Regions from separate parts of the Homo sapiens genome. Here region 2 is linked to region 1. The links are chromatin contacts, found by Hi-C or POLR2A ChIA-PET in ENCODE. All regions are on one chromosome and are shown on one strand. The core of a region is the stretch at or near the end of the contact, and the rest is flanking DNA. Distances in the headings are between cores, read along the strand shown. Region 1 overlaps ZMIZ1 (zinc finger MIZ-type containing 1). Region 2 overlaps ZMIZ1 (zinc finger MIZ-type containing 1).

Evidence for each region. A loop is a pair of places that touch in the nucleus more often than their neighbours do. ChIA-PET counts read pairs that join two places held with the same protein, here RNA polymerase II (POLR2A). Pooled maps may share reads with other maps.
Region 2: a loop to region 1 is called in a map of OCI-LY7, with 2.8 times the contacts of the local background. The contact joins two enhancer-like sites. A Hi-C loop is called at or near these places in 1 of 168 maps with a recorded cell type or tissue (OCI-LY7), 3 of 37 single-sample maps with no recorded cell type and 10 of 50 pooled maps. POLR2A ChIA-PET finds 5 or more read pairs at or near these places in 6 of 52 experiments (GM10248, H1, OCI-LY7 and 3 more).

The regions. Positions count from the first base shown.
Region 1 is chr10:79,134,111-79,140,524 of GRCh38, reverse strand. It overlaps ZMIZ1 (zinc finger MIZ-type containing 1), which reads right to left. Exons shown (of 25, transcript NM_020338.4): 3 at 748-843. Among named protein-coding and RNA genes, the nearest start is that of ZMIZ1, 68 kb to the right of the region's middle. RefSeq lists a silencer at 2,648-2,807, a cis regulatory region at 2,393-2,893 and an enhancer at 2,598-3,278. Within about 2 kb of position 2,569, at least 19 of the 41 ENCODE cell types and tissues checked have a DNase peak (open chromatin) inside an H3K27ac peak, as active enhancers do; they include OCI-LY7, where a contact is called at or near this core.
Region 2 is chr10:79,243,963-79,250,376 of GRCh38, reverse strand. All of the region lies in intron 7 of ZMIZ1 (zinc finger MIZ-type containing 1), which reads right to left. Among named protein-coding and RNA genes, the nearest start is that of PPIF, 100 kb to the left of the region's middle. RefSeq lists enhancers at 1,196-1,245, 3,821-3,900, 3,931-3,980, 3,991-4,160, 4,381-4,460 and 4 more, cis regulatory regions at 1,530-2,030, 5,147-5,647, 5,021-5,853, 6,245-6,414, 6,249-6,414 and a silencer at 3,016-3,085. Within about 2 kb of position 3,620, at least 27 of the 41 ENCODE cell types and tissues checked have a DNase peak (open chromatin) inside an H3K27ac peak, as active enhancers do; they include OCI-LY7, where a contact is called at or near this core.

The DNA.
Region 1 (6,414 bases), core at 1,320-3,819:
AATACAGACTAGTGGTTGCTTGGCCTCAAAAGCAGAACTTCTCTTGAGAGGATGAGTGCAGTACGGTCGAAGTAAAAGCATAGAAGCTGGTATGGCAAATAGGATGAAGCCAAGCTGCTGTGGCGTGGCCAGAGCTAGCTGTGTGATCCCTGGCAGGCACCATTAACTTCCCTGTGCCTTGTTCTCGTGGTCTGAAAATGCAGATAATAATTCTTGCCCAGAGCTGACAGGGAGAACTTTGGAATTTTGAATGCTGCCACAAAGGAGACCACAGCCACATCCCCAGTGAAGCACATCTCCAGCCAGGTCTGCTTTGGAAAATCCTCCCTTCTCAAGCCCCACATGGCACTGTGGACCTCGTAGCCTTAGAATCCAGCATCCACAAAGGCTGGGACCCCTGGCTACAGCCCTAGAGTTCCAACTGAGCCAGGCTGCTAAGATGGCTCAACCAAATCAGACACAACTGACTCACAGAATCCTTGAGAACTGAGGTAAGTACAGGACCTGAGCCCAGTGCCCCATTTTGGAGACAGACAAACTGACACCCAGAAGCCTTTTCTGGCAGTATGAGCACCACACAAGGAGTTATAGAGAGGCCCTGCAGCCAGGCCCAGGAAAGGCTGTGAGAAGCAGCTGAAAACCCTCAGCTCTGGTCCAGCCACAGCACTTCTGGGCTGCTAGGGCTTGCCCCTGCCCAGGCTTAGGCAAAGGTGATGGTATGGCCTGGGCATCGGGGGCTGGTGTTACCTTTCGGGGTATGGCAGCTCAGTGAAAAACAGCGGCTCCTCTCCTCACACCCCTTGCAGCATTGGTCCGACGCCAACGGGCCTCCTCCTCTTCCTCCTGGGTACACAGGGGAGAGATGAGACGTGTGTGAGAGCAGGCCGGTGTGCCGTCCACTCCCCTCCCACCTCTGTCCCTGCCGCCAAGCTAATCTCAGCGGCCTCTTGGGTCACTTAAGCACACCCCGGGATGCCTGATTTATCAGAGCTGGCTGTGTCTTCCCCGCCCAGCCACACTCCAACCAGCAAGCCAATTCCTCCTAGTGGGATTTTGAAAAATATATAAATATAAGTTTTGTTTCTTCCAGGACTGGGGACTTTGTGTTGTCTTTCTCTTCTTAGTAGGAAAAGCAGAACAGCATCACTTTCCTGTACGGCCCCCAGGCAGGGTGACAGGGAGAAGCTGTCGGGGGTATTTTTAGCCGGGTGTACAAAGCCCTTGCCGTGGCCTCCTCTCTGCGCCGTGCCTGGCTTCGGGGAATTATCTCACACGGCCGGCCGGCAGCCACTTCCAAAGCCACTCTGTGACCCCTGCCTGAATTCTTTCCTCATTATGAATTGCTCACCAGATCCCTGACCAACACTCGGAGCCATTTTATGTGTGTACGCACCTCGGGAAAACCAGCTCACTCCCTTGCCCCTCCTACAAGGTTCAGGGCTGGCTGTTTTGCTTATAACTGGGAGAGGAGGCCCAGATGCAGAGTTTAAAGCAGAAAAGAGTCCTGGTGATGAGTTAGATTGTGCTCCCCAAACTTCAGCTCTTCCTCCACGCTCTTTAGGATTCTTGGTCTGAGCTGAGATCTACCTGTGTGATGACTTAATTTAATGTTCACCTTCCACTCACTTTTTTTTTAAGCTCCAATAAATCTGGCCTTGTCCAAAGCAATCATGCCCTTGAAATAATTGATTTGATAGGCTAGTTATATATTTCTGATACTCTTTAATAAATTGTAACTAGTAAAACAAAAATGTATGTCCTGTTGGGTACTATCTAATTCTAGAATCTTGCTGTAGACTACCAGATTTACCTGGGCCAAGCTTTGGCAAACGTTGTGCAGAAGAAGAGGGAGAGGCATGGAGGAGGGGCGGGCTGGCTGATGGGGCCCAAGAACTGGTCATTGTATCAGGCCAAGGGATGTAAGGGGTCAGAGCCATGGTGTGCTGCAGCCTTTAGTACTGTCTCTCTTTCTAGCACTGGGCAAGACCATTTTTGGCCCCACACTTGAACTAGGCTGGGAGGATCTAGGTGGGATGGGCACGAAGCATCTTGGGGACGGGGTGTCCCAAAGGAGGGCCAGCCCAAGGCCCAGGGCCCAAAATGGCGTCTTTCCCAGCATTCTCTGAGGCCTCTGGTTCACTCTGCCCCTCCGGTCAGGCTCCTTTTGGCTGGAGTGGGTCCACAGAGGCCAGAAGGCGAATCCCCTTTCTAGGTAGATCTGGAGGCGCAGAACATTCCCCTGAGCCCTACAACCTATGCTCTTGGCGCTCTGACCCTGTGGGCTCCTGGGGGCCTTGCACTGCCTCTGGGCCTCTGCCTCCCTGTGTGTGCTTTGAGAGGAGGCTGGCAATGGTGGGCACCCCGCAGCACTGGGGCCTCACTGCTGCTCTCTGTCCTTTCCCACTCTGCCCACAGGTTGGAGACCCTGGCTGGGCCCCTGGCCCAGTGCCCGCCGCCTGCCCCTCCCGCTGAGAACAGGATGTGGGTGTCAGGAGGTGAAGGAGAGTGTGGGGGTCGGGATGGGGAGTGGCCTCGGGACGGGACTTCCTGAAGCCAGATCGGTTTACCACAGTCAGTTGGGCCCAGGACCGCACAGCTGTGAGTTATAAATGTCCCTGTCAGAGCCCGGGCCGAGAGGCCCTGCTGCTGGCAGAGGCGCCAGGGCCCACAGCGCCCACCCTAGGAGCACCCCCCCCCCAGCCGAGGGCCCGTCCTCTCAGAGGTCCTCCCCCAGGGTCCAGCCCTCACGACCTCTGGGCTCTCCTGCCTCCTCTCGGAGAGAGATGGGTCTAGTACAGCCTTCCCCTGCTCACCCCTAGCCCTTCCAGGTGCAAATCTTGTGGTCCCAGTTACCGGGAGAGCTCCCAGAGGGCAAGGACCATTCTGGGTCTGCACCCGGCAGGAACCTGAAGCTTGGTGCACAGCCAGCCACTCAACGACCACTGTAGGGGTGACTGTTCCAACTCAGCAGCCTGCTTCCCACGGCCCCACCCGCCCCTGCCTGTCCACCAGGGCACATACCGAGGGGGAGTGGGAAGGGAGAGGGGCCTGGCCTGCCACACCTAGTCCGGGTGAGTAGGAGCAGCAGGGCTGGCCACTAAGCCTCTGGGCACAGGGCTCTGTGTCCTGCATATGCAGAGAAGACTCCTTCAGAGACCTTCCCTGAGGTACCCATTTTCCTTTGTCTGCTCCCTCAGAGCTCCCTCCATCTGGGGTGTGAAGTGTAGACTACAGCTCAGAGGCCAGCCTGCACATAACACCGCTGTCCATAGGGTGAGAAGACAGGTCCCTGGGACCCCAAGGCTGGGCCATCCTGTCAGGACCACCAAAGTGGGCAGCACAGGGCTGGGCCACAGAAATACAATCACAATAACAGAAACAATCAGGAACAGCTCAGGTTGCAGGGCCTGAGGCTTATACAATTTTGGAGGCCCTGTTTTAAAAATTATTTAACATTACAAATATATATTTAGAATCAGAAAAGAAATCACAACAAATTCCTATATTCTTAGGAATCCATGCCCCTTTCTCATGAGGCCCCTGTTTAACAGTTTACCAGAAATACTTACATAGAAATGTTCCTGTTTGCAAACTGCTGCCCCTCCCACCTAGAACACTCTATAGCTCCCAGCAATTCCCAGCCTTCACCAGGGCTGTGCCCAGGAGAGGCCAGGATGCCTAATCTTCATGTGCTTCCCTGTAAGCCTCCCTCTAATCATAATAAGAGTGATGAAATGGATAGTGATATTTAACCTTTAGCTGTACTGTTCTAAGCACTTTATGTAAATTAATCCACTTAATCTTACCACAACCTATGAGGTCAGTACTATAACCAATTTTTAAAGATGAGGAAACAGAAGGTTAAGAAACCAGTCCAAGGTCACACAACCAAGATGTGAACCCAGACAGCCTGGCAGGGATGCCATTGCCAGCCCTTCACCACTTCTCTCCACCTCCCTCAAGTGACCAGAAGGGTCTCCTTCCCTGAGAGGCTTCAACAGCAGCAGCAACCTAGGGCTGACTCTGAGTAGGCCCCCTTCTGATGAAATAATTCATTCATTCCACACAGATGCACTGAGCACCCAGCACACCCCAAGATCTCGGCAGGAAACAGGGGCCTCCTGTTTACCTCACCCTGCCCAAGGCAGGGCTGGGGTCCTTGCCACAGACAGAAGTGGGCACCATCTTGACTTCCTGGGACAGGCTGGGGGGTCCTAGAGACGAGCTGGGCCTGCCCCAAGGAGACCCTGGAGGGTGGGGAGAGGGGGAAGGTTTGCCAAAAGTCACATGGCCTGTTGTCCAATTCTCTCATTTTACAGATAAGAAAAGGTGGCCTGGAGACGAGTGACTTCCTGAGGGTCCCCTGAGAGTGGTGACCTACATGAGTTCTGAGACTATCCTTCTGGAGGGGTGGGGCAGATCCTGGAGGACTGGGGTGGCCAAGGCCAGGCCTGGGGGAGGAGGCAGGTGCCTTTTGGCCCCCTAGGAGCAGTGCCTTTGTTTTCTCTCTTTGTTTTCCATCTGCCCTCAGCCCCAGCGGCCTTCCCAGCTTCCCCTGATTGTGTACAGGGCGATAAAGGGGCTGATGAGAGGGAGATCTCTGGCGGCACAGACACAGCGGCGGCGGGTGGGTGGGTGGCCGAGAGGGCCCCTGGAACTGGGCTCACTGCCGGCTGTACTGAGTCTTCCTTTGAGGGACACTTTGCACATGACCCTCAGAACCCTTTCAGCACAACTGTCCCCATCTTATAGAGGAGGAGACTGACGCTTTGGGAAGCAGCAGCCAGGCCTGGAACCCTGGCCCTTGGACCCCAAAGCCTTGGGGATCTCCAATGGGCCAATGGGCCACGCTGACCCTGACCCTTAGCTCTCTGGCCACCCAGACAACACCTGGCCTTGTCAAAGCTGTTATCCCTTTAACTCGAGAACTGGGCATTTTCAGATTGGCCAGGAAGAAAGAGAACAGGGGCCAGTCAGTGTCTCACCTATCAATGCCAGGGGAAACAGGTGCACCGCATGTCCATGTGAAGTGACACACTCGCAACTGGTGGCTTGGTGGGAAATGGGGTAATGTCCAACCTCCTGGCCTCCCCCAACAGAGTCCCAGTGAAACTACCTTTAGGAGGACAAATGACTGCTCTCTTGTGGGCTAATTCTGACCAACTGCAGGGCTGGGGAGAGAAGGGCACAATCTGAGGGCACCATCTGCCCAGTCATGGGATGGGGCAGTGGTGGCTGCAGACCTGGCCCACCTTGCCCCAGGTCACTGCTGACCCTGACCTCAACTGCCTGGCCTCCTGACCTGGTCTTCTCAGACCCTCCTCAAGTTATCAAATAACCCACCTTATTAGGTACTGTAAGCCGTGTCCATATTCCATCTTAATTCTTTATGTACTTAAAAATGTATCAACCAGGTGCAGTGGATCATGCCTGTAATCCTAGCACTTTGGAGGCGGAGGCGGGCAGATCACCTGAGGTCAGGAGTTCGAGACCAGCCTGACCAACCTGGTGAAACCACTTCTCTATTAAAAATACAAAATTAGCTGGGTGTGGTGGCGCATGCCTGTAATCCCAGCTACTCGGGAGGCTGAGACAGGAGAATCACTTGAACCCGGGAGGCAGAGGTTGCAGTGAGCCAAGATAGCACCAGCCTGGGCAACAAGAGCGAAACTCCATCTCAAAAAAAAAAACTATTTAATTATTTATATCACTTTAAACCAATTACTTTTTTTTTTACTTAGCCTCATCAAAAGCACTATGATCTGTGAAATCATGGGTTTGATGTATTAATTATATTTTTTTCCTTAGTTACATGAACATACATACATAGTGTTAAAATTTGACACCCTCACATGTGTCCGGATAGCCCACAGGGTGCAAGGCCAGTCCTGGGGAAGTCTCAATCCAGGTTGGGAGAAAGCCTAGCTAAGTGCAGTCAGGGTGCCGTGGGGCAAAGCCCAGGGCTGCCCAGGGAAGTAGAAGGAGGTGGAGGTTTTCAGAAGGGTACACAGAGGGTTCAGTTTGGGCCATGGGCTAAGTGCTCCTTTCCTCTGCATGAGTTGGAGTCTGGTCCTCATAGTTCTCCAGCAGCAGATAAAGCCACCTCCCTGCAAATTCCTCCTGACAACAGCATACAACAGTGGGATGGGCACTGGAGTCCAGTCTAGAATAGCAGTCTGACTCTGTCCCTGGTCACTGTTTTGCTGGGAAGTGCTAGGCCTCTCTGGGCCTCAGTTTCTCCATCTATACAGAAGCGGTGAGTGAGCCACAGGTTCCTCCCAGCTCCACCAATCAGACTGCAGCACCTTCCCCCTACCCCGCCCTGAGCCCCAGTGGCATCTGGTGCTCCTGGTGACCCCGGGCTTCAGACAGGCCCTCGAACCCCCCAGGTGGGCCTCCCTTGACCCCTTCCTC
Region 2 (6,414 bases), core at 2,371-4,870, 110 kb before region 1:
ACAGTGGCCATGCTGGAAGGAGGGATAAGCCCCCAGATGGCACCACCCTCCACAGGGCACAGCAAGGTCTCCAGCTGCAACACAGGGCAAGGACAGGCAGGAGTACTGTACAGATGAGAAAACTGAGGCTCAGACAGAAGGGGGCTGGTGGTGGAGCTGGGTGGAGAGAACCCAGTCTCGGGCTCAGGAACTTGAGGGGAACCTAATGCCCAGCCAGTTTTGGAACTAAGCCCATGCTGCGAGGGGATGAATCCACCTGACAGTGATGAAAGCTGCCAGCTACTGAGACGTTACTATGGGCCAGATACCAACCTAAGCGCCTTTTAGCCCCATCTCATTTACTCCCCACTGCAACCCTGCCAGGCAGGGACAAGTAGCTCTACTGCACTGATCAGGAAACAGAGGCTCAGAGAACCTTGGTGACTTACTCAAAGTCACCTGGTAAATGACAGATGTGGGTTTCATAATTACTGTCTGACACTGGCTTGGGAAGGACACCGGGTGGCCCCATTTTAAGAGCCCCGGGTAGTTGGGCAGGGAGGTCCCTCGTGCATTGGGGGGAAAGGGAGAGGAGCAGTCACCAGAGCTGCCAACAGGGTAGGCCCGCGGGCCACAGAGTGACCACTTCAGGCACAGCACTGCCAACAGATCTTTCTACCATGATGGGAACATTCCACCACTGCACTGTCCAATCTGGTAGCCACTAGCCCGTGAAATGTGACTACTGTGACTGAGGAACTGAAAACTTCATTTAATTTTACTAATGTACATTTAAATACATGTGTGGCTGCTATACTGGACAGCACAGTAAATCCCACGCTGCTCCTTACAAGCAGGGACCTCAAGAAAGGCAGGCACCCCTCACATCACACAGACAAGCTGGGGAGCCAGAGCTGGGCCAAGACCTCGAGCCTTTCAATTCCTGCCTGGGTGACCAGGGCCGCCATGTCCTCATGCTCCGGGCTGGCCATCTGACAGACATTTACGCAGCACCCAGCGTGGATGCAAGTCACGAACCGCCTGTCCTTCAAGTCAGTGTAGTGGGCTGACACCCAGGTGGGCAAGGGATGACAGGAAGCTACTGATGTACAGCGCTGGATCCTGGATGTGCACAGGAGCTAAGGACCGCAAGGAGACAGTGGCCCCGGACGCTGGGTGTGGGGATCCAGGGAAAGCTTCCTGGGCCATGCCATGGCATTAGAGCTGGGCCTGGAAGCAGCAGAAGTGAGAGGCAGGAAAAAGGGCTCCTTGGGCTTCCTTTTTCCTTCCTCTCTGAAACATGCCCCCCATTTTTTCACAGTCCTGGCCTCCCACACACAGGGGTTGAACCAGACCTTGCTAAATCTTCTGCGCACAGTGAAGCTGCCCATCAGATCATAAGCTCTTGGGAGGCAGACAGGGAGCTGGTAAATCACTAGTGCCTCAGGCTCTGACCCAGGGAGCAGGGATTCAACACTGGAGCCCTGGGAGGGTGGGAGACCAACTCTGCAAGCCCAGAGACTACCCGCTGGCACCCATCCACTCCAGTCCCAGCCCCAGGGAAATGCACACATTGATTTAAAGCCTCCTGGGCCTGGCTAGAATCCCCCGAGGGACTAGGGAGAGACTCCACAAACAGGACTGCCTCTCTTTTCCAGGAGAGCAGAGGACTGTTGTGGGGAGGTCTGGACAAGCTCCATCCAGTTCCCGGAGCTCCTCAGAAGGCAGAGCTGGCTGCCCTCGCCCCCCACCATGGGCAACCACAAAACAGGAACCCTGAAACAAGACGAGGCTTTCCATTGCGTCAGCAGGGGCAGGGACATTCCCACAGCAGGACGCCGACCTCGCACTACTCCCAACTTCTATGCCCGATTCCTGCCTGCTACTCAGCAGCAGCCCTGCTCCTAGAAGCAGGAGGAGTCCCAGTGCCTCTGAGGCTCCAAAGCCTTTGATGGCTCCCCACTGCCCTGAAGGTGTTGCAGCAGCCTCACTCAACCTCTCCTCGAGCTCCTGCTAACCTCCCCCCTGCCATCTGGAGGGACATCCTCCTTTCTCATCAAGCGCCATACCTCTCCTGGTTTCCAAGCCTTCGCAGCTACTAGTCCTCCCACCCAACAGTCCTTTCTCATCCTGCCCATTTCCAAAATCAAGTTTCACCTGGGAAGTGTTTCAGGCCGCTCCAGCCTGAAAGTCACCATTTTCCCCTCTTCCTTCTATAGCTCTTGGGGTGTAGAGCATAGGCCTCTGTTCATCTAATTCTCTCTTGCCGTGCTGCACCCTAATATTTCCCACTGCACACCCAGATGCGGGTGGTGGCACCCAAAGACATGGCCCAAGCTTCTTTCTCACTTTCCTCTCTCCCCACCTCTCTGGCACAGGGCTGGTATTGAGGCCCTGGAGTGGAGTCTACCTTTTAGAGATGAGATAAAGATGAGGCAGAGATGAGACACTCAGGCCCCCAGAGGGGAAGTGACTTGCCAAAGGTCACACACTAATTTGGCACCAGACTACAGATACAATCACTTCAGGGCTAGTGTTGGGAGCCATGATTCTACCAATAGCATCAGAATTATCTGGGGAGCTTTACAAGCCAAATCACAGGGGCCGGGCCTCCCCTCAGACCCAACAACTCTCCAGGGTGGTTTGGGAGCCTCAGTCTCAGAAAATGTGAGTGTCCTGGCTAAATCCCCTGTTCTCCATTCACCCAGTACACACAAAGCAGCACCACTGCCCCAGGCCAGGCACTTCTAAGGCCTGGCCTCACCCTACGGGGGGTGGGAGCAGTTGGGGAACCCAGCAGGGTCTCTGCGGCTTAGAGAAGCCCCAGGGTGGCTCTAAGGAGAAGTCAGGGCCATGGCTGGGGCTACTGAGAGGGAGGAAAAGGGTCATACTTCCTGAGCCTGGCCAGGCAGGGGGACAGCAGACTGCCTGCTTGGCCCACCCAGGGGTCCTCACGCCCAGTACTCTGGGTGATGGGGGTAGCTCCCAGCTCTGTGCATCAGTTTGGAAAGGCACACAGCCCATCAGATCCTGGGGAACAAGGACACTGTGAGCTTCCCCGAGGGACTCACTATGGGTCCTGGAAGGGCTCCCCGGAAAGGCCTCATCAGTGCCCCGCCCCTGACCATTTTCTCCCTCTAGAGGACTGGAAACCTGAGAGTGTCGCCAAAGGTCCTCGCATCCCTCAAGCTGCCCTGATGGGCCTTGAAGAACCCTCTTTCTGGTGTGCGGGGGTCCCTGCAGAAAGCCACCGCATTTTCAGACCTCCCACTTCAGTCAGGTCAGGGCCATGGGAGCTGGAGGCGGCAGCAAGGCCTGCTGCTGGGGGAGTGGGCACCTCAGGACACAGGGACAAGGCCACAGGAAGCTAACCCTCACCTCAGGGCTGGAGCAGGAAACCAGGCAGCAGGCACAATGAAATCATAAACCACACGTTCCCACTGGGAGACTGGGATTTGCAGTGGGCTGGGAGAGGGCATTGGCTCCATCCATGGCCTCTCCTGCCATGTGACCTTGGGGCAGGAAGTCCCTTCGGCCCTCCGGCCAGTGGGCTGGCCTTCCTTCCCTGCCTGTGGTGTCTGGCCAGGGAGCTCCCTGGGAAGCTGGAAGTGCTTCGAGGGTGGAGGCCTTGTTTTTCCCTTTGCAGGCTCCCTCGTGAGGCAGCTGCTGCTCTGCCAGGCCCTGGGAGAGTTTCCTCCTGCAGCCGAGGCTTGGGGAAGGAGGGCGAGGGAGGCCCAGCAGATGCTCTGTGACACGGTGTGGCGGGGCAAGAGCAAGGGTGAGGTGCACTCTGTACCAGTCAAAGGTCCCGAAATCCTTCTCCCTGCTGGGTTCGGGCCTGTACCCCTCTCTCTGAGGTGGTGCTAAGGATCCCAGCCACAGGCCCCACTGAGGAGTTCCTTCCCCATGGAGGAGCCAGCCTCTCCCGAGGGACCCATGCCGCATCGCTCAAGGTAAACACCTCCCTTGCCCAGAGAGCCTCGCGCCCGCTCCTTCCAGCTCTGCCAGCACAGAACTCTCTGTTCCTGAGGACCCGAGGCTGAGCTGGCGCTCCCGCCCGATCAATGGATGACTTCACAGGGACTGACGCCTACTGGCACCAAGACTGTCCCTCAGGGAGGTCTGAGGCTGCTCCTGGGACCGCTGCCCACTCGTGCCCCCTGGCTGACCTCTGCTGGATGACAGAGTGCTGGCCAAGGGGTTGGAGACCTGGGACTCATGCCACCCTCTTGCTGGATGACCTTGGGCAAAAGTGAACCTCAGTTTTCTCCTGTGTTAAATGGGAATGCCTGGCTGGTCTACTCCTTCCCCGCAGCAGGCTGCCACAAAACAAATGCTAGAGAAACAGGAGGTCTCTTTATCTAACAGACTCGCCTGCACTGTTACACTTGTGGGCTCTGAGCTAGTGTCCTCACTGCACCTCTGTCTTAAGTCTATCCTCCTGGACAGCGCTGTCTGTCGTCCATGGAGCTTCCTGTTGTGGTGGACATGTTCTAGAGTCTGAGCTGCCCAACAAGGCGGCTACCAGCCTTCGGTGGCTACTGAGTGCTTGAATGTGGTTAGTGCCAAGGATAAGCTTAACTCATCCCTTTAATTAATTGAAATTCACAAACAGCCACATGTGGCCAGTGGCTACTGTACTGAATGGCGTCATCTTAGACCCAGCTCAGTCACTCCTTACTCCCTGGGGCAACATTCAGGAAGCCCCGGGCAGGACTTCCGCAGAACCTCTGTGGAAGCACCTTTCTCCCTCTAGCTGCCTGACTCCAGACTAGGGACTCATCTCAGAGTTCCCAGGGACTGCATGGACTGGGTGCTCAACCAATGCAGACTGAGATCTGGAAGTGCTCTTTCAATCCCTCTGCCCCCCGACCCCGTCCCAACTCCAATGGGGAAAACACACCCAACCAGCCTTCCACTCGTGCCATCATCATTCAGCAGCCACTGGGCACCCACCATCCGCCAGGCACCACAGTTGGCACTGGGGCATACGGTGATGAGAAACACGTGGTCCCTGCCTTCAGGGAGCCCACTGGCATCAAGGTCTTGCTCCTGTTGGAGCCAGGCCTGGCCTCCTACATCCCCAACTGGATGATCTCGGGCACATCAGTTTTCCCATCTGAAACTGGGGCTCAAAAGTCCCTGAGCGCACAGGCTGTGATGAGAATCAAGAGGCATGAGAGAGGCACAGGGGCTCTGAGCCAGGGGAGGGCTGTGCAGGGCAGTGGAGGCAGCCTTATGTAGCGAGGTGTAAACTCTGTGCAGGCTGCGCTTCCGGTAAAGACCTAGATTCTCACCAAAGCATCGCCGTTTGGTGGTTTCTCACTAAGGAAGTTCAGGATAAAAATAGCTCAGAAGGGGACTTGAATCCAGCTAGTTGGAGGGTAGTCACTGCCTGGCTTATACACAAAAAAAGGGGAAAGGCTTGTTAGGAGCCACGTGGACTCCAAGAGTCACCCTTCCACGCAACCCCTGGGACAGGGCCTTTCCTCCATAGCAGATGGGAGATAAGCTTCAGGCCCAGAGCCCCATAACTGGGGGAGCCGGAGCCCCCACGTAACATCTGGGGTCACCCTGACTTCAGGATGGCACGGCCTTTTCACCCCAACTCACTCCTCAGCCAGATTTCTGACTCTCAGCCTGATTTCTCTCCTCAGCCCAATTTCTGTGGCCACTCTCAAAGATGGGCCAATGAGAAGCACACTGGCACCAACTCCATGCCACCTGCCACACAAAGCCTTCCTGCTGGAAGAGCCATCAGCCCTGCTCAACACTCATCTGGCAGTCTCGCCTGATGGTCAAGGGCGAAGGGACTGGGTCCCCACTGCAGGAATGACAGTCTCCTGAAACCCGTCTAAAGAAGTGCCAGCTGACCTCTCCTAGTTTCCCCCCAGAGGGCTTCTCGACCCAGGAACTGGTACCTATCTGGTGCCCACCGCACCATGGCTTGGCTTCGAAGACACCAATACCAAAACCACATGCTCAGGACCCCAGGCAGCCTCCTCTTAGTCCCTATCAAGGGGCTCTTTCTCCAAGGTCTTGTACAAGGTCCTCACAACCAGGCATCTCCTGAAAGGCTGCTTCCTGCCCTCTGGTGCAAATCCACCTCTCTCCTCTAGCCAGCTTGCCAGCAAACACTTGTCAGAAGTCTATTCGGCACCCACCACCTTTGCGAAGGGCACCCTGCCGCAATGGTGGCATCACCAGTGCCCGTGGGGTCTCTACGCGCTGGAGGCATCAGGGCTGCATTCTGACAAAGGAGCAGCTTGAAGTCGAGGACCCTCAGGCGCTGCCTCCGAAGGCATCCTGGCCGATTCTTATTTTTGCAGCGTGAGCCGACTGAGCACAGAGCCTCGTAAAATGTCTGCTGGAGAGCCAACACTTCACCTTCAGGGACCTGGGTGGGGGCGCACTCTGCCCCGTGGCCCCAAAGAG